Regions from separate parts of the Mus musculus genome. Here region 2 is linked to region 1. A link is a loop called in an ENCODE intact Hi-C map of the cell type or tissue named here. Cell type or tissue: left cerebral cortex. All regions are shown on one strand. Each heading gives the region's core, and the rest is flanking DNA. Links, peaks and the distances in the headings are about the cores only. Region 1 has its middle 8.9 kb from the start of Pcdh9. Region 2 overlaps Pcdh9 (protocadherin 9).

Region 1 (13,077 bases), core at 2,482-10,481:
ACAGAGATTCCTTCACCATAGTTTCTTAACAACTTAATGTAGATTGTGCAGACTTGTCTCTTTTATTCTATTTCAGCTGTTCGACTTTATAATGATAAATATTATTTTGTTAATAATCCTAGAAGAAAATTACACGTTAAATAGACCTTTGCTATTTACCTTGAAGTTCTTGCCTCAAATACAACATACTTTGTTATATGATTTCAAGTACACTACAATACACTATAATGTTTAAAAATTAAGTAAATGGGTGTTAATTAGGATAACGTTTTAATTTTGGTATGAACTATATGTTGTTTTATGCTATATTTTATTTCACATTTTGAAGCATTTAAATATATTATGTTGTCATCTAGTTTGTTGTGTGTAAATAGTGCAGTGTAGTGTAGTGTGTGTGTGTGTGTGTGTGTGTGTGTGTGTGTGTGTGTGTGTATACATGCATCCAACTAGATCTCTTTAATTAATGCTCATTCACAATTGGCAATGCATGTTTCTACAGCCAGGAATTATGATGCTGTTACCCTTGCTATCTGATTAGTACTTCAAGAGTTAGTACCATCTGGGCAAAAGTATAAGAGACATACTGTTCACTCCTGGCTATCTAGGTCATAGGATACAAAGCTAAGTCAACCCTGGCCATTTAACTTAAGCCTAAAATGCCTTCAGATCCACATAGAAACAGATATGGAATACTGGAATGGTTACACATTCCCCATGTTTAACATCGTTCTATTTATATATTAAACAATAATTTCCATGCAATGGCATATAATAACCTGAATTATTAAGAAGTCGAGTTTAATTGGATTCTGGTGTATGACTTCCTAGTTATCACACAGCATTGTTAAAATTACATTTCATATGGAGATCATTCCTGCATGTTACATTTTCTATAAAAGACATAGGCTATAATGTTGAAAATGATCACATGCCCTCCTCAAGGATTTCAAGACCAGAATAACACAGCTTCTACAGTGTACTGAAGGTTAAAAATTAAGTAAAACATATTTCATGCTCTATACTTGTAAATGTAATCCAGAGGGGTGCTGCATCTAACAGACAGCGAATAGATCACGGGCCTGTGATGTCACAGCAGTATCTCTCTACCATTTCACAACAGTTCTAGGCTTTTGCACTGTGCTTCGGGAGGAATGATGTGTTAAAGGCCTTGTTAAGGGTGGTGTGCATTACTACTCTTGAGAAAATGACAATACAGAATTTTAACACTACAAGGAGAAATTAGCACCTTCTGAAGTCTGTGCAAAATGACTAAGTATAGTGGGTTGTGGGTTAATTCCTTTGCTTTCTTAGTGACTGTCAGCTCTTCTTTTTGAGTATCTTTATTCTCCTTTACTTCTTTTTTTTTTTCATTTTTTAAGGCACCCTAATGCAGGTAATCAAATTATCATGGAACCCCAGTGACACCTTTCATTCTCCTTGAATGACTGATCTAAATTTAAAACAGTTTGCTATATTTTCGTGACTGACACAGATTATATGTGTCAGATTGGTGCCTTTAAAGTTATTACAATGTAAACTGACACGTTTCAGAGCCACTGTTCTGTCATGACTACTACGTAAATTAAAAATATATATATACATATATATATATATATATATTGAATTCTCAAATTTTCTAATGAATTATAAAATAGTTTAATTTTATGTAGACAGTTCTTTGACAGTACACGTTTTCACCGGTATGACTAAGGTATCTTGTGGTGATTTAGGAAGGTATAGAATTTGATTTAAATGGTAATATACTTATGCAATATTTCAAATTAAGTAACTTCTCTAAATCTGTGTAACTTTAAGTACAATATAGGCAGCTTCTTCTTGATTCTGTCGGATAAAGCTAGATTAAAATTGTTAGAATAAAACATTGAGTATTATCCTTCGATCTACAGTAATATGAATAATGTGCAATGATATGAATAAGTGTGCATGCTACTTGGAATAACTCTACTCATACATAAAAATGGAGACATTAGTAAACATTTCAACTACAATAGCATTTGCCAAGATCTAGTTAGGAAAATTTGTCTATTAAGGCATTTAAAAGTTGGTAGTATGACTTTCCCTTTCATTAATAACCGTATATTGTTGAAAATAAAATTTCATTTCCTCTGGGCCAGCATCCATCTCCTCCTTTCTTATTCTTTTCATGTTTTCAGACTTTATTTTAAACACTATACTCACATGATTTTCCTCTGGAGGCCCAGTTTGTTACATAAGGTGCACACAAATAGACTTACTCACGTACCACTGGGTGGATGAGCCTCGTTTTCCTCTTATAGTTCCTCAGAACTAAATTTCAAAGAAGGTTTTCTGCTAGCTGCATTAGGGTGAGTCAGGATAACCTTACATTTTGTTGGCTGCTTCAGTCCTGACTTATCTCCACATCCCACTGCAACAGTGTCCTGGAGATGAACCCCACCTGCCTTCAGCAGACATTGTTACAATTTGTCCAGGATCTGACTCACTATCATGGTACATATGTAGAACTATGCTTCTTCATGTAGTTACAGGGCCTTAAATTTTTAAGATGAAGCATCTTATTTCTTCCAACATTGCAGATCCTGCCTAGGATTCTAGCACCAGGAGGGTGAAGCCAGAGGACTGCTGCAATCTCAAAGACACCCTGGCTGTATAGTGAGTTCTAGGTTAGACAATGCTGTAGACAGACAGACACAAAGAAGGAAGGAATGAAGAAAGAAAAGAAGGGAGAAAGGAAAGAAAGGGAAGAAGGAAGGAAGGAAGGAAGGAAGGAAGGAAGGAAGGAAGGAAGGAAGGAAGGAAGGAAGGAAGGCAGGCAGGCAGAGAGGAAGGAAGGAAGGGAGGCAGACAGGAAGGGAGGGAGGGAGGCAGGGAGGGAGGGAGGGAGGGAGGGAGGCACTTTCATTCATTAGAATCTAAGGTTAATAGCCCTTCAAAGGTATTTAACTTCACAACATCATGCCATTCATCTATGTATGAACTTTTGTACCCAGGACAATGATAGGTGCAATACTGTGAAGGGTTAGGTAGGCCTCAGAGGTCTTTCTAGGTTTTATGGAGTAAGGTTGTTGTTTTTTTTTTTTAATGTGAATTAAACATTTGTTATCTTTCTTTTTAAAAGCAGACATTGAATCCATGGCTCATTGGTGGAGTGACTGTCTATGATCTTCCCAAGCCCTGAGTCTGAAAACTAGGGTAACCAAAATAAAGTAGAGCAAGGCAAAATGTAACAAAATGTCTTCCTTAAAATTGCTATAGGAATTACTTTGTAAGGAATCCCAATTAGGGAAAATTTCTTTGTAAAATGAACTTCATAAATATAAGATAAGCATGCATTCCAAAAAAATTAATTTGAAAGAATAGTTATGTTTCCAAACCATTCAAACTTCACCTCAGCAGCCAGTTAGCACCTGTCTTTGAGACCTCATGGTAAATCTAGAACGGTTTGTACTTACATGAATGGAATCTAGAACGGTTTGTACTTACATGAATGGATGTGAGCTTATTGACCATTTTAAGAGAGCAATAGGCTTAATTTCAAACATTTGATCCTTACCATCAAAACAGAGACAGAATTTTAAAATATTACAACAAAAACTAATCAAAGTGTATATGAATAAGAATAAGAGAATATATGAAAGTAATACTTAAGGTAAATATCATAATTATTAGAAAGTGAATTGGACAATATTGTGTTAGGGTTATAAAATACACCATGGATGAATTTAGCATCAGATAATCTATTTTTGAATACTATTACAAACAGCAATATTTGCTTCATATTGTATAATTTTGCTTCTTTTTACTTATTTATTTAAATATTTTTGAGGATAGACTAGGATTCCCTGCCCTCTAATTTATGATCCTCCTTGCCTCTGTCACTTGAAACCTGGCATTTATATGTTCTCTCTTTATATTTTCCCTAAGTTTGAATGCTCATGATGTATATATTCAACACACACACACACACAATGTTCATATGTATATATATTTGTGTTAGTGATAGCAACCTTGTATGATTTAAATCTTAATATTTGTATAATTGCTTATTGAACATATTATTTTAAACATCCTATTACACTTAATTTGGCTTCCTTGTGAGTATCTGTAAGAATATTTCATGAGCAAACTAATTGCATTGTGAACAGTAAGTTGTATATGCATGAGTTTTTTGCATTATATAAAAACCAGTTACTATTGGAGACTAGAAGGAGAAAGAATAAGAAAATGAGGTTTATTCACAGGAGGATTCACAATTACCATGGTTAAGTACCTGGCTCTCAGTCACCACTGTCCAGTAATACTGTGCTCAAACTTCTCAACATTTGCCCTGTGCCATTTGGTCATAAGGACTGCTGTTTATAGTCCTAACTAATGTAAGACATAGTTACAAAAATTGGAAGATGCTGACTTAATCCTGATTTATTGACAAAAGACTAAAATGCGACTTGTACTTGCCTAACTGCTGTTTCTGTAATTTTGAAGGAAAATAAGTCACAAGATGAAATTTGTATTTTCAACGTTATTCAACTAAGAGTAGTTTAATATCTTTGGGAATCCTTTTAGTGATGGTGGAGGTATCTGTAGTTTTTCTATGGACAGGGATGCTTTCAATTAATAAATGTTCACAAAGGAAGTCCTTTTTCCTCAGCATACACATGCATATCCACTGATATCAAAGCTGAAACCACAGATATGTGACTTGATGTAGGCCTCTAGCCACAGTTATGGCTGATTTAGATGATTTGAATCAATTTATATGAATTTCTAAATTGCCACACAAAAGGTAATAATATCAGTGCAATTCATATCTTTAGGGATTTATTTGGAATAGTACCATTGATCATTCTATATAGTTAGCTAATAGTGTAGGAAATAAATACTCTTTTACAACTATTAGAGACATGCATTTTAAGTTTGTACAAGGTACAGAAATTCAGTGGGTCAAGCAAAAGGTCTTATTTACCTAGTTCCTGTCTATCTTCGTTTTTCAAACATAAATACTTGAAAAAGTAAATATGGTAAATATTTGTAATTTTTATAAGTGTGCAATATACACAGTTGAGTTGTTAGAATTGATATTGTAGTGTAATAGTTAAAAGTATTGAACCCACTTAGAAATGCACTAACAAAATATCGACTGCCCTAAATTCTATAATTAGTTTATGAATTTTTAGGTTGTTTCCATTTCATAGCCATTGCGAATACAGCAGCAATTTTAGAATGCTAATGAGAGTCAGAACAGGTTAATCTGAATATAAAATTAAAACCTGGTCTTGATTTTTAACACTTAACTTTCTAACAAATTATTTCTAAGTTCATCCAAATGTTATCATACGTATATTTAAAAAAACAGGTATAAATATGTGGTTAGTTAACATATCTTTCATATTTATCTCTACATCAATGCAAATTATTTTAGTTCCTCCGAAGGATACACATAATATATATTTATTTTGGTGAATTGGGCTGAGCCTGCTATTCTTTGGAAATGTGTAAAATGTAGTTTCAGTAACACCTTAATAAATGAGCAATTATGTAATCATATAGGTAAAGCATTGGGTTGCATACCTAAAACAAGGAAAAATTTCAACTTTATCAATTAGTCTGTCACTTTTAGAGTTAAATTCCTTCCAATATAATTTCTATCTGTGGTAAATGCTGCCATCTAGAGGACTTTTTCTGCAATACATATAAAATGAGAAAAAAAAAGAGGAAGGAGTGTAAGATTTAATTTTCTACTCTATGACTTTCAAAAGTTAACAAAATAAGCATAGTTTAGATTTCTGTCCTACAAATTAAACATCATCTGTGGGATAATTTTTCAGAGGTGTAAAATTTAAGTAAAATAAATAGGTAAAAATGTCCAAAGATAATGATGTCAATATATTATGTAGTAACTTTATAATGGAGTTTTCTAACAAAAGGTAACAGATATGAATTATTATTCCTCTCTATCCATGGTTTTATGAATATACGTGTTGGTGGCAATGTGTTTCTTTTTTTGGTCTTGTTTCAAAATGTGCTTCTTTCCTATCGGCTTCTTGGAGAGAAAGACATCCGTCATCCGAGCTTGAGACCTGCACATATCCAGGATGGGAAATGGTACAAAGTGAGCAGGGTCTGACTGCGCTGCACTTTTCATTAAACGTGTGAAGCAATAGAAATTCTGGTGAGCAGTAAACACCTTTTTGATGGCAAATTTTAGATGTACTAACATTATTCAATTGAAATGAATATAAACACGTGTGCTGCATTGGAAGTTAGAAATTGATATCCCAGTTTGAAGTTTTTCTGGACGCTTCACTCATTTTGAATTGATTGCTAGTGAAATGTATGACACACGACTTATAAAAATTCACACCGATGTTACAGTTTGTCACTGAAGTGTGTTTTCTATTTTGTTTTCTTAAGACTGACCTGAACTTAAAATATTAAAGATTGCAAGCTTATTTATATGATTAGAGAGTTCGTCATATTTTCCAAACATAGTCAATGATTATTGAGTTAATCATGTATTTCAAACATAGTCAAATATGTCTCAAGTTAATATAATTCTGCCACGATGACATAGCACTGTGACAATGCCTTTGGAAAGAGAAACCAGTAGCAAAATAAAAGTCAGATTTTATTATTTGATGTTCTAATTAAAATAAACAATTTTAGGCATTTGTATAGTTCTGTTCAGTTTTAGTTTTTAATTCATATTTAGTGCTAGTAAAATTTCAGGGTTGATGAAAGTGAAGGGAGGCACCTAGTCTCTCATTGTGGTCTAGCATCTATGATCTCAACAATTTTACAGTAAATAGAAAGAAAGGAATTGAAATCGATACCGCTGTCCTAAGTATATTATCCTTATGGCCATATTACTATTGCCAAATTATTATTTTATTAAATGATATTAAAGTTATTATTTAATATATTGATGTTAATAACATTAATAAATTTATTTGGTATTACAATTTATATATTATTCATTGATTTACCAATTTAAAAATGCACATGAAAGGACATAGAAAACAACATTCTGTGAAAATGTAACACATTTCCCCCACTTACGTCCATCTTTGGACTCTCATATTTTAAGAAGAAACCTTTGTATGGTGAATGTGTGTGACCATACATCTCCATGTGTGCGGGTGCATAAATGTGATGTTTGGCATGCACGTGTTTACTGAGGTGTATTTTTCAACCACTTACCGACTCTAGCTGGCTTGGTTGCCTGGGGATGCCTTGTCTCCACTGGGAATACTGAAAAACGCTGTCAGCAGGCCACAACAACTCGTCTGATTTTGCTTGGGTTCTGGGATCCTGCTTGCAAGGACAACTACTTCACAAACTAAGGCCTTCTCCTAGCTCTAAACAAAATCAGAAACACCAAAAAGAACATGACATGAATGCATAGAAAAAGAATATAAGTTAAATTTTGTATAGTTTCCAAAAAAAATTTTTTGCCCAACTGTAAAGATTTTGTATGCATGTAGATTTTTTTTTCAAACACAGGAAAGTAAGATATATACTTAAACCACGTGACTGCAAATAACTCACAACCTAGAAAACATGACCCTTTTTGAAACTGTAGTATCTCCTTAATATAGCAACAACCATTTTTGTAGTATCATCTTGTGCCTCTATGTATTATATTTATGCATAAATACAATGTAAAGCCAGTATGTTCCCACTTCCACAACTCTGATATAGTTACACTGCCTCTGTTTGGCTGCCTGTTAGTTCCTTTGTTTAAGCATCTGAACAATTCTAAGATGTTGACTTTCTGAAGAGGTAAGGGCAGTTGTAGGGTGCATCATCCCACAATTTGGAATTGCTTAATTACTTTCTCTTAGGATCATTAATTTAATGCTCTAGCACCTACAGTTTTGTAAAGTGGAAGGCAGAATTAAGGTACTTATGTTCATTAAAGATGTAATTGGTGTCCTAGGCATAACCAAAAATATCCTTATGGCTATTTACAATAATTTAAAAACATAATAACTTAAATTTTAAATTATCCAACTTTATCTCAATACATCATTTCGTCATACAACCAGTATAATAATACAAAAAAAAAACCCAAACCTGTCTAAAATATGTCCTGTATTTTCTAGTAGATCTTAATTTGAACTAGTCATAAATCTACTTTAATTGTGTGGCAGAGAACTTAGTCAAACACTACCATGGACAGTAAATAGTTCATAGGGGAGGTAGTGTCCCTGACATTCATTTTCCCAGGACATCTGTAGTGTCAGGTTGTTTCACCATGTATAATGTGAAGCGAGCTCATTTTACAGGAATTGCCACAACACATCTCAGTGTAGAGGCTATATCTCCTTCCAAATAGCCAATGACCTGTGGGATGATTCAGTGTCTATGAATATTCTGTTACTTGACAAATTGACATTGGAAGGTGCTGGCATCCATTAATGCCCTTCAAGTGAACCAATAAGTCAATAATCACAATATTTGTCATAAAATAAGAGTTATATAAGCATACAATTGCCTTTATTTGATGATATTCTTCAGTACAAAGGGGATCCCATCCAACCTCCAAGTCTACTTGTACTACTCTTAAAAACACAAAGACACATTCATAATTTACATCTTAATTCTCCTTTATGTTTACTAAAAGTTTCTCTCTCTTTTTTTTTTCATGATAGCCTGATCTTTTAATTTTAGCATACACTTTTCTCAAATTATTTTGAATGAACTAGATCGTTTTTGGTTTGAGCAGACCTTTAATATACTGTATAAAGATAGGAGAGAAAAGGCTCAAGATCAAAGGCAAGCTGGGCAGAAATGAGCCCAGAGAGCCTGTAAAACATCCCCAGGGCTTGCACAAGTCCAAGCCGTATGAGGTCTCAGCAGTGAGAGGGGGAAGAGAGCATAAGCTCCCATCCCTACCCAAGAAGCTACCTTCTGTTGACAACTCACTCTTTCAAAGGAAAGTTTAGTTTTCTCCAGTGGAGTCTCAGTGGGTAGATAAACTTAAGGACAGGCCCCATGCCAGCAGAAGATGGCCAACATGAAACAAATTCAATAATTTTTCTACAGATTTTTGTCTCAGATGCCTTTTTGTGGGCAATTTTACATTTTTATCTTATTGGTCTTCTGTTTGAAAATATGGCTTCTGATTTTGACTTTTTATGGTGTGTGTGTGTGTTTCTTGTGCCTTTTTTGTCTTAAAAAATGTATTCTAGTTTATTTTGTTTGATTTGCCTGTTTATTTTCTAAACAGAGAAAGCAAAGAAATGGAGTTGAATTGATGGCGTGGATCTCAGAGGGATAAGGAATAGGACATTGTGATCAGAGTACATTGTATAAACAATAATTATTTTCAATTACAAGTCATGACTCAGAACAGAGAGGCATTCTGTCAACTTCTAAATTATTAAAACAAGACCAAGATTTTCTCCCTTCATTTAGAAGAAGCGACTTCTCCAGAGCCTTTTTCACAGCTAAACTTGTTGGCAATTTTCAGATTGTTCTGGACTTATTTCAAGACGTCCTGCTTTACTAAGTGCTCCCTGAATTTTGTCGAATTTTTCATAAATGACACCAGGTTTGCTTTTTAAGAGCTATGCTTGCCATTAACAGAAGGGTCTGGCCTATCTTTATTGCTGTTATTAAAGAGATTTTTCAGAGTTGTAACAAATAAAATTATTGTCTCTGGAAAAGCAATCTTATGTGGATATACAAACACATGCGTGCAGCCAACCCCTCAAACACCTGTTTTACCTCCCCAGTGTCAAGCAATTAATGGAAACTATTCCAAAAAAAATAATTGCCTCTCTCTGTCTGTACAGGAACATTTTTCCTTGTCACTATTCTCTACACAACAAAAACAATAATTCACATTGCATTTGTGTTATATTGAGTATTATAAATAATCACAGGATGACAAAGTATACAGGAGTATGTGTATAGGTTATATGCAAATTCTGTCATTTTATTTAAAGGGCTTGAACATTTGCAGATTTTACTACCCACGGGGGAGCCCCCAAACCATTCCCTCTTGGAGACCATGGGAAGGCTGTATGCGAAAATAAGAAATTAGAAGTACGTGTCTAAGTTTAGTTTTTAGCTAACATTATGGTAGATAAAATATTTTCTGTGCAGTTTGCCTTTAGAACAGCCTCTATTCATCTGATTATTTTTGTCTTAAGAGAATAAATTTAGCAAATGCTTTTATTTCTTTATTTGCTTGTTTGATTCTTTCTTTCTTCCTTTCTTCCTTTCTTCCTTTCTTCCTTTCTTCCTTTCTTCCTTCCTTCCTTCCTTCCTTCCTTCCTTCCTTCCTTCCTTCCTTCCTTCCTTCCTTCCTTCCTCTTTCTTTCTTTCTTTCTTTCTTTCTTTCTTTCTTTCTTTCTTTCTTTCTTTCTTTCTTTCTTTTTTTCTTTCTTTCTTTGCTTTGGGAATAGTTCTACAAAACACATTAAGTATTACCTTACAAGTCTCTGTTGTGGCCTATTGCTTGCTCAATACATTTACTAGTTATCTTTAATTTTTTTCCTATGACAAAGAGAGATATCCATTTTGTTGAGCTAAAATGAATAGAAATGATATACAAATGAATACATAATAATAAATAATGTGGCATCATCCAGGAGATTTTCACAGGTTCAAACAAGACAAAACCCCAGCACTGAGAAAGGAACTGGACACAAATTCCCTCCCTTAACCAGGACACTATTTGCAATTGATAACTTCTGTGAAAGGGATAAACAGTTATCTCCAGTGACATGTCAAGGAGTGTAACAACTGGAGGCAGCCCCATGACCAGTTAGTTGTCCAACACAAAACAGACTCCATATTTTGTTTATTTGTTTTTAGGGGGATAGCAAGACTTTGTTCTTTGTTCTGTTCTGTTTTTGTATTTTTTCTTATTGCTTTTTTGGTTGGCTTGTTTGTTTGTTTAGATTTTTAGTTATTGGAGGAAGAACAGAGAAAGAAAATGAATTAATGGATAGAGTGTAGGGGGAAATCTGGACAGCGTTGAGGATGTGAGAAACATGATCTGAAATTATTGATTAAAAAGATTTAAATAAGAAAAGTAATCCTCATTCGCAATCCCTAAAGGTGGCTTTCTTTTACTTATTCTACCACAGAAACTAAAGGTTTTTCAAAAATCATTATATCATAACCAGGCAAGTGAATTTGCTTCCAGTTACATTTCTATATTTTGCAAGAGTAAGGGTCTGTGTTTTCCCAGTTTTTCTCTGCAGAAAATGTGTTCTAATGCAGATATATGAGTACAAAGGGGGGAGAGCAACAACAAATCCCAGCTAAACAGGCAGAAAGATGGCTCAGTCAATAAGCCAGTACTGAGCACTAAGTGTTTTCCATGAAGTGTTCTTACTTCAGTTCTGAAAGACCTCGAGTTTCCCACCTACTCTTAATCAGGCACAATAGTTTTATCAAAAAAGAGAAATATCAGTTCATATTAATTGTATAAAATAGTATGTTTTAATATGAAATTTTCACATATGTAAATTAAACATTGCAATCAAATTTATATTACTTTTATTGATACGTATGCCTAGTTCCCTCCCAAAGAAGGGTATTCTTCTAATTTCGTAATAGTCTACTTTCTACTTTGGTCTTTTAAAAAGGTAAAGTTGGAAGATAATCTGACTTCATGATTATGTCTATTTCTACATCTCCTTTTATAACAAATAGCAATTTCATTTTTCATGTATTTTCAGGTTGTGAATCCAGCTGCCAGTAGAAAAAGCTGAAAGCAACCTGAAAGGTAATCAGATGTTCTCCCTGAGCAACCATGGGCTGTGCCTCAATACCTACTGTCTTAGTCAGGGTTCTATGCCTGGACAAAACATCATGACCAAGAAGCAAGTTGGGGAGGAAAGGGTTTATTCAGCTTACACTTCCATATTGCTGTTTATGAAGTCAGGACTGGAACTCAAGCATGTCAGAAAGCAGAAGCTGATGCAGAAGCCATGGAGGGATGTTCTTTACTGGCTTACTTCCCCTGGCTTTCTCAGCCTGCTTTCTTATAGAACCCAAGACTACCAGCCGAGAGATGGCACCACCCACAGTGGACCTCCCTCCTTGATTGTAGGGAACAAAAAGGGGGCTCAGGCGAGAGGCAGGGGAAGACCCACGCCAGTGTTTTACCTATTCTCTGGTCTGTCAGGCATGGGAAAGCTGCCATACACTGTCCACTCAGCCCTGGGTGGGCATTCAAGCCTCTGACCTACTCTTCAGGGGGTGGCCAATGGGCAGCCCTACCTGGGATTTTCAAAGCTACCTTGCTAAAGCCACCATGGGTATGGGAGAGAGGGATAAGGGAAAACGTTCCCAACACCTGTGAGAGTGCGAGCAGCAGATCTTGACTGGAGCACAGGAAGGCCTTCTAATGGGAAATTAGAAATGGCTCATTAGGAGAAAGCCTGTCCCATCCTCCAAGCGCAGTGGGCCCTGATGAGCAGAGACATTCTATGGTTGTAGAGCTTTATTATTGAAAGGCAAGGGGAAAGAGGAGAGAGAGAGAGAGAGAGAGAGAGAGAGAGAGAGAGAGAGAGAGAGAGGGAGAGAGAGAGAGAGAGAGAGAGAGAGAGAGAGAGAGAGAGAGAGAGAGAGAGAGAGGGCTAGAGAGAAGAGTAAGAGGGAGAGAGGAGAGAAGAAAACAAAGAGAGAGGAGAGAGGAGAGAAGACAAAGAGAGAGGAGAGAAGAGGAGAGTGAGGGGCAAGAAGTGAGAAAGAAACAAGTAAGAGAGCAAGCAGGGGGCTGAACAGCCCTTTTTATGGTCTTTACTGTTGCTAGGTAACTGGGGAGGAGTTTAGCCTGAAGGTCAGAAGCTTGAGCCATTGCCTAAGTGACTGTTGTGCTTCTCTTGTGGGGGCTGTGGGGGTCAGTAACATAGGCAGGAGCCAGAGTTCCAGGAGCATTAGGGAACACCTACCCTGTCATGTAGGTGAATTATGACTTCGGGGTTCAGACCTCAGCTCAACTGGAGACCAGTCTGTCTGTGGAGAGCCTAGTGCCCCACACTTGATCACTAATTGAGAAAATGCCTTACAGCTGAATCTCGTGGAGGCATTTCGCCAACAGCAGCTCCTTTCTCT
Region 2 (13,077 bases), core at 3,326-11,325, 850 kb before region 1:
TTCTTTATTCCTTCCTTGACCAAGGTATCATTGAGAAGAGTGTTATTCAGTTTCCACGTGAATGTTGGCTTTCCATTATTTATGTTGTTATTGAAGATCAGTCTTAGGCCATGGTGGTCTGATAGGATACATGGGACAATTTCAATATTTTTGTATCTATTGAGGCCTGTTTTGTGACCAATTATATGGTCAATTTTGGAGAAGGTCCCGTGAGGTGCTGAGAAGAAGGTATATCCTTTTGTTTTAGGATAAAATGTTCTGTAGATATCTGTCAGGTCCATTTGTTTCATAACTTCTGTTAGTTTCACTGTGTCCCTGTTTAGTTTCTGTTTCCACGATCTGTCCTTTGAAGAAAGTGGTGTGTTGAAGTCTCCCACTATTATTGTGTGAGGTGCAATGTATGCTTTGAGCTTTACTAAAGTGTCTCTAATGAATGTGGCTGCCCTTGCATTTGGTGCGTAGATATTCAGAATTGAGAGTTCCTCTTGGAGGATTTTACCTTTGATGAGTGTGAAGTGTCCCTCCTTGTCTTTTTTGATAACTTTGGGTTGGAAGTCGATTTTATCCGATATTAAAATGGCTACTCCAGCTTGTTTCTTCAGTCCATTTGCTTGGAAAATTGTTTTCCAGCCTTTCACTCTGAGGTAGTGTCTGTCTTTTTCCCTGAGATGGGTTTCCTGTAAGCAGCAGAATGTTGGGTCCTGTTTGTGTAGCCAGTCTGTTAGTCTATGTCTTTTTATTGGGGAATTGAGTCCATTGATATTAAGAGATATTAAGGAAAAGTAATTGTTGCTCCCTTTTATTTTTGTTGTTAGAGTTGGCATTCTGTTCTTGTGGCTGTCTTCTTTTTGGTTTGTTGAATGATTACTTTCTTGGTTGTTCTAGGGCGTGATTTCCGTCCTTGTATTGCTTCTTTTCTGTTATTATCCTTTGAAGGGCTGGATTCGTGGAAAGATATTGTGTGAACTTGGTTTTGTCGTGGAATACTTTGGTTTCTCCATCTATGGTAATTGAGAGTTTGGCCGGGTATAGTAGCCTGGGCTGGCATTTGTGTTCTCTTAGTGTCTGTATAACATCTGTCCAGGCTCTTCTGGCTTTCATAGTCTCTGGTGAAAAGTCTGGTGTAATTCTGATAGGCCTTCCTTTATATGTTACTTGACCTTTCTCCCTTACTGCTTTTAATATTCTATCTTTATTTAGTGCATTTGTTGTTCTGATTATTATGTGTCGGGAGGAATTTCTTTTCTGGTCCAGTCTATTTGGAGTTCTGTATGCTTCTTGTATGATCATGGGCATCTCTTTTTTTATGTTTGGGAAGTTTTCTTCTATTATTTTGTTGAAGATATTAGCTGGCCCTTTAAGTTGAAAATCTTCATTCTCATCAATTCCTATTATCCGTAGGTTTGGTCTTCTCATTGTGTCCTGGATTACCTGGATGTTTTGAGTTAGGATCCTTTTGCATTTTGTATTTTCTTTGACTGTTGTGTCGATGTTCTCTATGGAATCTTCTGCACCTGAGATTCTCTCTTCCATTTCTTGTATTCTGTTGCTGATGCTCGCATCTATGGTTCCAGATCTCTTTCCTAGGGTTTCTATCTCCAGCATTGCCTCGCTTTGGGTTTTCTTTATTGTGTCTACTTCCCCTTTTAGTTCTAGTATGGTTTTGTTCATTTCCATCACCTGTTTGGCTGTGTTTTCCTGCTTTTCTTTAAGAGCCTGTAACTCTTTAGCAGTGCTCTCCTGTAAATCTTTAAGTGACTTATGAAAGTCCTTCTTGATGTCCTCTATCATCATCATGAGAAATGTTTTTAAATCTGGGTCTAGATTTTCGGTTGTGTTGGGGTGCCCAGGACTAGGTGGGGTGGGAGTGCTGCGTTCTGATGATGGTGAGTGGTCTTGATTTCTGTTAGTAGGATTCTTACGTTTGCCTTTCGCCATCTGGTAATCTCTGAAGCTAGCTGTTTTAGTTGTCACTGTTAAGAGCTTGTTCTTCAGGTGACTCTGTTAGCCTCTATGAGCAGACCTGGAGGGTAGCACTCTCCTTAGTTTCAGTGGGCAGAGTATTCTCTGCAGGCAAGCTCTCTTCTTGCAAGGCAGGTACCCAGATATCTGGTGTTCGAACCAGACTCCTGGCAGAAGTTGTGTTCCACTCACTAGAGGTCTTAGGATCACGTGTGGAATCCTGTGTGGGCCCTTGCGGGTGTCAGGCGACTCAGCTGGCAAGGTAGCCGGGGCTCGAGTGGAGTGGAAGGGGTTTGTGCCCCAGATCAAGCCCGGGTAGCCTGCTTCCCTATGTACTGCAGTCTCAAGTTCCACGCAATTGGATTGGGGTAGGCGCTGTGTTCCACTCACCAGAGGTCTTAGGGTCCCGTGGGGAGCCCCGTGTGGGCCCTTGCGGGTGTTGGGCAAGACTCTGCTGTCAAGGTAGCCCGGGGCTCGAGTCTCGAGTCGAGCGGAAGGGACTTGTGCCCCAGATCAGGCCCGGGTAGCCTGCTTCCCTATGTACCGCAGTCTCGAGTTCCGCGCGATTGGATTGGGGCAGGCACTGTGATCCACTCACCAGAGGTCTTAGGGTCCCGTGGGGAGTCCTGTGTGGACCCTTGCGGGTGTTGGGCAAGACTCTGCTGGCAAGGTAGCCCGGGGCTCGAGTCTCGAGTTGAGCGGAAGGGACTTGTGCCCCAGATCAGGCCCGGGTAGCCTGCTTCCCTATGTACCGCAGTCTCGAGTTCCGCGCGATTGGATTGGGGCAGGCACTGTGATCCACTCACCAGAGGTCTTAGGGTCCCGTGGGGAGTCCTGTGTGGACGCTTGCGGGTGTTGGGCAAGACTCTGCTGGCAAGGTAGCCCGGGGCTCGAGTCTCGAGTCGAGCGGAAGGGACTTGTGCCCCAGATCAGGCCCGGGTAGCCTGCTTCCCTATGTACCGCAGTCTCAGGTTCTCAGTGGACACTATGCCCCTCCTTAGATTTGGGAACAAAACACCCATGGAAGGAGTTACAGAGACGGAGTTTGGAGCTGAGATGAAAGGATGGACCATGTAGAGACTGCCATAGCCAGGGATCCACCCCATAATCAGCATCCAAACGCTGACACCATTGCATACACTAGCAAGATTTTATTGAAAGGACGCAGATGTAGCTGTCTCTTGTGAGACTATGCCGGGGCCCAGCAAACACAGAAGTGGATGCTCACAGTCAGCTAATGGATGGATCATAGGGCTCCCAATGGAGGAGCTAGAGAATGTAGCCAAGGAGCTAAAGGGATCTGCAACCCTATAGGTGGAACAACATTATGAGCTAACCAGTACCCCGGAGCTCTTGACTCTAGCTGCATATATATCAAAAGATGGCCTAGTCGGCCATCACTGGAAAGAGAGGCCCATTGGACTTGCAAACTTTATATGCCCCAGTACAGGGGAATACCAGGGCCAAAAAGGGGGAGTGGGTGGGCAGGGGAGTAGGGGTGGGTGGATATGGGGGACTTTTGGTATAGCATTGGAAATGTAAATGAGTTAAATACCTAATAAAAAATGGAAAAAAAAATAATAGGTTCTTCTACAAATGCAAATTTGTTTGGTCTCTGTCAATTTATATTTATAATTTTTAGTCACATATTTTAATCACAGTTGTCTATGTGACTAAGTGATGGGCTGGCTCTAAATACTTAACAGTTACTCTGAATTTAATGAAGATGCAGGAAAACCTAGATTGCACAAGCTGAAATGTTTCCCTCTAACCATATAGTGCTATTCAGTCATTAAAAGTCTTGATTTAATTCAGGTCTAAGATTTCAACTAGTGATGCCATTTTCCATCAGCATATCACTTGATGGCATATTAACTAAGGGAGTCTGTGTTCATTGCCTATCAGACTCTTCATTTCTGAGACAATGTATCTCAACCAAGACAATCTTCTCAGTAAATAAAGTGTGTTGTGACTCCTTGTACCAGGAAATGTTTTTATTTGTGGAAGGAATTCTATATTTATTAATGCCTGTGCAAACCCTTATGGTGTGGGTGTAAGGTCAAGAGACAACTTGCAGGATTGTGTTCTTTGCTTTACCATTTATATATATATGGGTGTCAAAATTAGGTCAGAAGTTTGGCCGCCATCACCTATACCCACCGAGTTAACTCACTAAACGTGGGCATTTTATGCAATGCCCAAGGTTCATATTTTCGCACTTGTCATCCAAAACAACTCTTGCTGTTCCTCATCTCAAAATAGTGTCTGTTTGTGTGCAGAGGTTGTGTAAGGATGCAAGTCTATGTAGGCAGACTGAATGGAGAGTGTTACAAGAGAGATTGTACTGAAATTATAAAACAAAAATGCTGGGTTTTCTTTGGTGAGATTAACCAAACTTTGCTGAAGCAAATCAGGTATTATTATTATTGTTATAATTTATTATCATCACGTAAAATTTCTTCATTTCAACGAAGGAAAAAGAAGCATGCATAACTTTACAACATCTATAGCGAAAACATCTGGTAGCTGCTCTGAATATAAGCATTTTATTAAGCACTTAAAATGCATCTTTTCACTGCTAATTAAATGAATTTAACCCAATTAGAGGATTAACACACTTTGTGAGTGCTCCACTGCAGGGGCTGACTAAGAAACATTGCACTTCATATATAAGTTCCCTCACAAGATCCTTGCACAGAGAACGAACCATATAGAAGTCCACTCATGCTTATTTTGAGAACTTCTTCTTGCTGGTATGCCTTACTTTTTTTTAAAAATATCCTCCAGTTTAATAACACAGATATGGATGTTTATCCAGGATGCTTGCTAATTCACCAAGTAATTGCTCACAGGGTCCCATTTTCCAAAATGAAAACTAGCAAAACTTGAAATCAGGAGATCCTCTGTTTCCTGCTGATACAGTGGCATATTTAGAAGCACTTGTCGATACAAATGTCTGCCTCAGCATGTCCTGTAGCAAGTGGGCTTCAGCACCCACGAAAAGCTCTTGACTGGGCAGCATATCCAGCCTGCCTCAGACACCCATCCTTTCTGCCAATACCTCTTCTCACTCTGCTTCGCCTGTAGCCCACTGGACAGACTTGGTACAAGGTCTTGAGCTGCTTTTCTGTTCCTCTATAAGACTAAAGGAGAAAATGTGATTTTCAAACATAATATAAAATACAGCAAAAAAAAAAATTAAGAACAAAACTAACAACAATGCCAGAAATACAAGAGGCCACTCCTTAACAGCAAAGAAGATCAAAATAACTTCCAAGGGGGAAGTTCTGGGACAGTAAAAAAGTAAACTCAAAAGGCATTTGGAGGTTAATTTTTAATAAGGAGGAGAAACCTGCAAGTCACAAAAGAGTTCTATATTTTAAAAATGCCTGCAGAGCCTCATGGGTTCAAATACAAGGGCCAACATTTGTCATTTCTAGGCTTAGTAAGATCATTCCTGAAAGGCTATTATATTTTAAGCATGGAGGCCACTATTTAGGAAATTATACCATCAGGCACAAAGCTGAAGGCTGGGACGTTTATGAAGAACAAATTAGAGCAATGGGCTCTTTTATTTAATCTAGAGGGTTGTCTCACAAATTGACTACTCCTTTGTAAGAGAAAATTGCAGGTGGTAGTATTCTGACTAGGGACTGGTTCAATCTGTCTTAGAAATTTAAGAATTAGTTAAACTGTACATAGAGAGGAAGGTGTGTGTGTGTGTGTTTCTATTTACATGAATATGATATGTATGCATTTCCTGAAATATTTTCACTTATTATAGGCCAATTTTGGTACAATATAAAAAATATGGAATAAACATAAACTTGTAATTTTTAGGCAACCTGAGAGACTTTTCAAGTTTGAAGCCTATTACATGGTCCTTAGAAATGCACAACGCAGGCAAACATATTAATGAAATGATGATGCAATGGATATATATGGTTTAGTATGGAATGACTTTACCCAGACCTCATAAATGCCAAAGGACAATAAATCTCTTTCATTGTTGGAGTTTCTCACCAAGAATAGCTATCATTAATGTGACAAAAGACTCAGTAAAATGGTTTAACATTATCTTGTGGCTTAATGACAATCTTGAAGACAGTGACTATTCCAAGTGATGCTGTTTAGAAGATGCTTATCTATCCCCCTAAGCATTTTTTAATGTTCTGTAATTTTATTTTATTTTATTAGATATTTTCTTTATTTACATTTCAAATGCTATCCCAAAAGTCCCCTATACTCTCCCCTTGCCCTGCTCCCCTACCCACCCACTCCCACTTCTTGGCCCTGGCATTCCCCTCTACTGAGGCATATGAAGTTTGCAATGCCTACGGGTCTCTCTTCCCAATGATGGTCAACTGGGCCATCTTCTGCTACGTATGCAGCTAGACACACGAGCTCTGGGGGTATTGGTTAGTTCATATTGTTGTTCCACCTATAGGGTTGCAGACCCCTTCAGCTCCTTGGGTACTTTCTCTAGCTCCTCCACTGGGACCCTGTGTTTTATCCTATAGATTACTGTGAGCATCCATTTCTGTATTTGCCAGGCACTGGCATAGCCTCATATGAGACCAGCAATACCTCTCCTGTGCATATCTCCCTAAGCATCTTAATAGACTGAGATGTGCCGAGGACACTGAGTAGCATGGCTGGTAGCATCCTCACAAACACTTCACTTTCGTGGCTATAAATGAATCAACAATCATAGTGTTTCCATATGAGAACTTAGAAATGGTAGGTTACTTGAGAAGAAATCTACAGACATTACATATACCACTCTATGTTCATTTAATTTCTCTCATTTTTGCTAGAGGTTGATTTTTGGTGGCTTAGTGAGAAATACAGGAGAGTGGGCAGGAGGATTCTACATTGCCTTCACAGCCTGGAGTAAAATAACCACACACGGAGAAAGCCATTGCAGATTCTGATAAATGCTATAGAGCAAAGGAAGAGCGGGGACTATGGAAGCATAATAGAGAATCAAAGTTACCAGCAGGTGTTTTCTCAAAAGCAAAGAGAAGGCTGCACTCAGTGCTTCTCCTAAGAAGATTCAAAAGCTCTCCATGCTCCTTGGATCACCCAGGAAAGAAGTACTTTCCAACTTTCAGAAGCATGTAGAAGTGCTAAGTAACTGTCCGCTGGGAAGTGATGCTGCTGTGCTCATTCAAGGGAGGCAGGGTCCAGAAGTAAAGAGAAGTGAAGTGTATGAAAGGGAGAGGATGCCAGGTAAAAGGAGGCGGCCTTTAGAGAAAGCTCTCCCTCTGTCTCTCAAGTGCTTTGCACAGGGCGATCTTTATTTTGTTAAGAGAATTTTCCCAGACCTCTCTATTAACCTTATCAATGGAGTTCTGTTGCAATTCTTAAATCTGCTAGTACAAATGAGAGTTGCTTAGTGACCTATTATGGTAATTCTCTTTCAATAAATACCTATTGTACAGATCCTGCCCAGTGCTAGGTTATGGGAACTTTTCAAGAGACACAAGTCTCAAAATTGAGGCATAGAAGTCATGTACTAATGTGACCATGTCTGTGGCAGGGTTTACTAGTATATCATAAAGCAGGGAGGGGTGGTCTCAGAGGTGGGGTTAGATGGAAGATTAATTATCAGATGACTGATTGATTATCACAGGATATAGCTGCTGAATCATACCAGTGGAAGAGGCATTGAATGAGAGGTGAAGAGGCTGGGGACACATGTCACAAAATCTCATGCTGTTTAGCATATATATATTACTTTAGCATGTAAATGAAAAGAAACATATATATGCATATATATGAAGATATGTATACTTAATAGCTCTTTTCATTTACATACTAAACAAGTACGTGTTTGTCACCATTCGCCTAGATGACAGGCTCATTTCAATGCATCTCAAGTTTTCCTCTCAGCAGTCATGGCATTATTTTGCTCTCTTACATTGATGGTGGCAGATGCTTGGTTTATATTTAACCTAAAGGTGCCATTGACAACTGCAAAGACTCTTAATTATGATAAAATTGAGAACATATAGGATTCCATAATGAGGAAGGCTGTCTGACTTACATGTATTTCTGTATAAAATGCCAAATACAAGATAACATGAAGACAAGACACGAATAGGGACCTGTTACGTACAGCTGGAAAAACAATACATGTAAATTTTCAGGAAAAAAAATAACCTTGTAATTGATTTTCCACAGTTTTCTGATGGTATGTTGCTGATTTTATTTTTAATCCATTCCTGGATATTAACCATAGGAGCCTTGGGAAAGCCCTGGTTACTATTCCTACAAGAAAAGCAGCACCGAGATAGAAGTGAGGAACTAGGAATCCCATGATGTTCTGGCCAATAGGGCTACTCTGTTCTAATAGCACAGCCACAAGATGCTTGTGTCTTCACAGTACTCTTTCTTGAGGTAAACAGTGGGCTCCAATTAAGAGCAGCTAGCTCTGTGTGGAAGTAAAACTGCTCTGGAAAGAAAACAATGTTAAGTGGAATCACCTAAGAACAAAATATTTGTTTCTGACTCTCTCCCTCTCCCAATTTCTCTCCCTCTCCTCCTCCATCTTCCTTCTTCCTTTCCCTCCTCCTTTCTTGTCCCTTCCCCCTCCCCTCCTCATCTCCTTCTCACACTCTCCTTTTCATTAAATTTAAAAGCTTTAATTTTTCTCTGCATCAGTGAGAGTTAAACTCAATCTTAGGAAGTTCTCCAATAAGGTACACCACCACCAGGAGACTGCGAGGGATGTTTTCTGGACTAATCTAACCATCAAGTCGAGATGTGTTCTTTGCTAGGGGGTACTTTAAGTGCAGTTTGCAAGAAAAGTGCAATCCACTTTGTGATGGAAAATTGTGTGTGCTAACTTGGCTTTTCTGTAGTAAGCAGGCATTTGATCACAAGCTAATGCTACTTTGAAGGCATTCATTACTTATGATTGACATTCAAATCCAGTATTTATAAGTAAAAGAGATTGCTCCTATAGTACATATGAGCCCACTCTGATCAGTTGAAATCTCTAAGATGAATAAAAGATGGCACTCCTAAACCAGACTAGGAATTCTGTCTCGATAGAGCAGAGCCAACAGATCCTTGCAGTCTGTTCTTCTATGTGCCATTTAGACTTGGCAACCTTCATAAATCTTTGAGCCAAATCCATGAAAGAAGCCTCTTTCTCCATAATTTTATGCATATCCATATCATTCTATTTTTCCTAAAGTACCACACACGAGGCTTCAGAATCTATGTCTTCACTATTAAAATATCCCGGATCTGATTATGCCATTCAAGTATTTTTCCTTCCTTGTGACTTACTTTCCATATTCACTTCATGAAACAACTGTGACACAGGGCACAGGCGCCTGTTCTCACAAATTTTCCTTTTTGGTTCATGGTACAAATTTAATGGTGGTACAAAGAAGAGATGATGGCAAAGTCCTTCAGATTTGAACTTGTAATTATGAGGGTGAACCTAGATTTCTAGAAACTGTCTAATCGCTAACGCAATGATTCATAGCGGTTGTGTTCCTGAAGTACAAACTACTGACATCCATACACCACGGAAACCTATCTATCTAAACAGTGATGAAAGAGCATAAAGGAGTCTTGGCTAAAGCTTTATAAAATTGTGTTGGTTATAAGGACAAATACATCTAGATAGACTTCAAACATCTCTTTTCTTTCATTGATTGTTTGATCCTATCATAGTAGAGTAAGTGAAAAAACATGGACTGATTATTGAAATGTTAATTTGTTTGTTTGTTTGTTTGTTTGTTTTTGGCAGCTAGCATACATTATCCCTGTAAGACTAGTTTTTAAGAAAAAAATCACAATTATACTGTAAGCAAACTCATTGTTGTTTGCTTTCACATATAAATGGTAGGACTTGGGAAATGACTCATCCTGTAAAGTGTCTACTGTATAACCATGAAGGCAAGCATTCAGTTTTCCATTACCCATGTAAAAACCTATTGTTTGACTCAGGAATTCATGTAAAAGATGCACATAGTTGCCAGTGTTTGTCACCCTCGTTTGGACAGCTTGTGATTGATGGATTCATATAATATTTATATATTGTCTAGCACATTAGATTGGATAATAGCAGGAGTCATAAAAAGAATAAATAAGAATATAAAACAATGAAAAATATGTGCATTTTGAGTATTTCAAATTAGGTACTATTCCAAGTAAATGAGGAACATTATTTAACTTAATTTCTAATAAGATTGTGACTTAGACTTTTCACTTTTATTTAGTGAGAACGAAGCAGAAAATCAAATACATTAATTTTCATAAATATTCAAACTTATAAGTACCTGGGAGGGGGATTCAGGATGCCTGATGGCAAAACAAACTCTTTAGCCATACTTGTAGGTAAGAAGAAACACTGCCTTACAATGAAACGTGGTTTGACCCTACCATCTTTCTGCTAGATATTTAAAAATGATTCTTGACAATAAATAAGCCATACATATGCGTATGCATGTAGTCATTCATCCTACCTTCATGTATCCAACGCTATAGCTTCATAAAGCAGTGAAAATAGTATAAATTAGAAAGATCGTTCTGTGTTTGAAGACATGGTTTTTGAAGGGAAATTACTGCAATTTTTGCAGCACAAGAGTAATGCATAAGGACCTAAATTTCGACACAGCACATGCAGGAAAATCCTACAAGAATAGATTCCCCAACAGCATCCCTTGGATCACAGCCTCATCTAAAGATAAGCAATACACTATACTAACGGATACGTCATAAAATAAACTCTTCTAATCATAGCAAGATGTCAGAGGCATTGGCTAACGTCTCTAGAGGTGTCTATTTTCTCCTCTCAGGAATGAGAATATTATTTGAAGATGTATTTACTTGTGAAACTAAAGCTTCATTAAAACATACATATGCATATGCACGTAGTCATTCATCCTGCCTTCTTGTATCCTATGCTATAGCTCCAAGTTGTAGGAAAGTTCTGCTCCCTCATATACTCCTGATTGTTTCTCCACCCCTACCCTACCCAGCCCACAACATTCCCACATTCCTTCTACTCTCTCCTTAACCCGCTGACTCAGAAAGCCTCCAAACCAAGGCTCCAGTAGCCTAATTTTGTATTCCTGAAAGTCTTGAAATCAGTCAGAAACCTCTTCCCTTAAAGTTGCAAGCCACCCAGATCTGGGCCTTATGTGACCATACCTAGGCACAAGCCTAGTGTATGGAAATGAAGAGGTCACTTCAGGAACTTTAGAAAATTCCACTGGACCCCTCTCTTCCTGGAAATGAAAGGTCGAACATAGGCACCCCTCCAGAAGAGAGGGGCTAATTACGTTCCTCAGACCACAGGGAGGAAGGACCAACCACCCTCCACCTTTGAGTAGAGGAGGCCCAGAGCCACTGTTTGTCACCCACCTCATACCCTATAGACTGTTCACCTTAAAAGTCACATTGTTTCTCCACATCTTGTCCAGCATATGCTGTCACCTGAGTCTTTCATCTTAGCCATTCGTTCACTCAGGTAGTTCCCCAGTAAAATGTCATTTTCCTTGCCTACCATTGTCTCAGCATGTTTTTTCCCAGTTTGGTCCGCTGAGGCTGGTGAACTTGCCAGGGAACCATTCCCAAATTAACCTGATTTATTTTTTTGACTTTAAAATCGGCTTGAATTTGCCGGTTTCAACATTAGAGAAAGCATTAATATGAAGGAAGGCTAAATCTGGACTGTTGGAATTATGGTGTGATTTGGTGATCCTAAGAGCAAAATCCCAATATAGACAGGATATCCTGTGTTAGTTGCTGTTGTCTTACAGGGGATTCTGCTAGGCTTCTCGCCGAGACCTAGCAATGGCTTAGTCATCACCTTGCCACCAATCCCTGCAACTGCCACGAGCAGGTGCCAGAAAAAGACTGTTAGCCATCCCACTTGGGTTTCTCTTTCTGTTTCCATATGTTCACAGCTGGTCTTTCTCGCTCCCCACCCCCACCACCTTTCTGTCCTTCTTTTTGTATTTCTCTGTCTCTCCATTCTCTGCTCTCTAACTTCTGCTCCCATCTGTCTAATGCTGCCCCTTCTCTCGGCCATCACTCCCCCACCGCACCACTTCCTCACGATAAACCCACTTGATCTCAGTCTGTAGCACAATGTGATTTCTCAGAGGGACATCTTGGCATGGGCCAGCCAGTTATTTCACCCGCGAATCCCCTGCTGCATTATAGTTCATAGTAGTTATTTCTCTATTGCTTTAACAAGATACAATGAGCAAGGCAGCTTTTAAAGGTAAGGGTATAATTTGGGCTTACAGTTTCAGGATCCAGAGTCATGGTAGCGGGAACAGCTGAGAGCTTACGTTGATCCAATTTTCGAGAGTGACCCTGGCAGTAGTTTAGAAACATCAAACCCTCCTCTATGTGGCATAGCTCCTTCAGCAAGGTCACAAGCTCTAGTCCTTCCCAGATCCACCAACTTGAATCTAAGAATTCAAGCTCGTGCGCCATCAGCCCAGTCTCACTCCTACCTTTACCCTTAACCTGTTTGATTTACTTTAGAATGGTTCAGACTAAGCATGTAAAAGGATATAACACTTGGGTACCATAAAGCTCTTAATACACAATAGTGCATAAGTGATTTCAATATATGAGTTTTAAAATATCAAATGACCTTTTAGCATGTACAATCTCAAAAATATAGCTAAATGGAGTCCTACCTTTGCAAACAGAAAAACAAGAAAGCTGGGTTATTTGAAGACAGGCTAAAATTCAAACTAAAGTTTTACATGTTCTCTGAGTTTCAAAGGATAAAAGCTGTACTAGTGATGTATATTTTTACTTGGTTTTCTTTTTTTAATCTCAATGGGGAATTCAGTAGGAAAATCTACATTTTAGTTGCTTTCTTAAATTAAGCCTAGAATAGTATCACTTGTGCCACATAAGGATTATTTTTTTCATAATTCTAAGAACACAGATTTCATAAATTCAGTTTGTTTATAAGATAGAAACTATTTAAAACAAATGAAATGAATAAATAAATAATCTTTTTCGGTTGTGACTGACCCTACTCTATTTAGGGAATTTTCCATTCCTGAAAGAAGAACTTGAAGACCCTTTGAATATATTAAATACAAAATAATAAGTATAATGATT

Evidence for each region. Peaks named below come from ENCODE experiments on the same cell type or tissue, not always from the same donor. Only the 100,000 strongest peaks of a DNase experiment are listed, where the experiment ranks them.
Region 2: it touches region 1 in a loop (4-fold over the local background); 2 of 42 quality-filtered maps call a loop at or near these places.

What each region holds. Positions count from the first base shown.
Region 1 is chr14:93,893,067-93,906,143 of GRCm38, forward strand. No RefSeq gene overlaps it. Among named protein-coding and RNA genes, the nearest start is that of Pcdh9, 8.9 kb to the left of the region's middle. In left cerebral cortex, for the core only: a CTCF peak has its summit at 5,671 (motif pointing left); a DNase peak (open chromatin) is centred at 5,611; H3K27ac peaks cover 221 bases.
Region 2 is chr14:93,047,156-93,060,232 of GRCm38, forward strand. The region is part of intron 4 of Pcdh9 (protocadherin 9); the gene reads right to left. Among named protein-coding and RNA genes, the nearest start is that of Gm23509, 84 kb to the right of the region's middle. In left cerebral cortex, for the core only: no CTCF peak of the experiment used is centred there; DNase peaks (open chromatin) are centred at 6,905 and 9,080.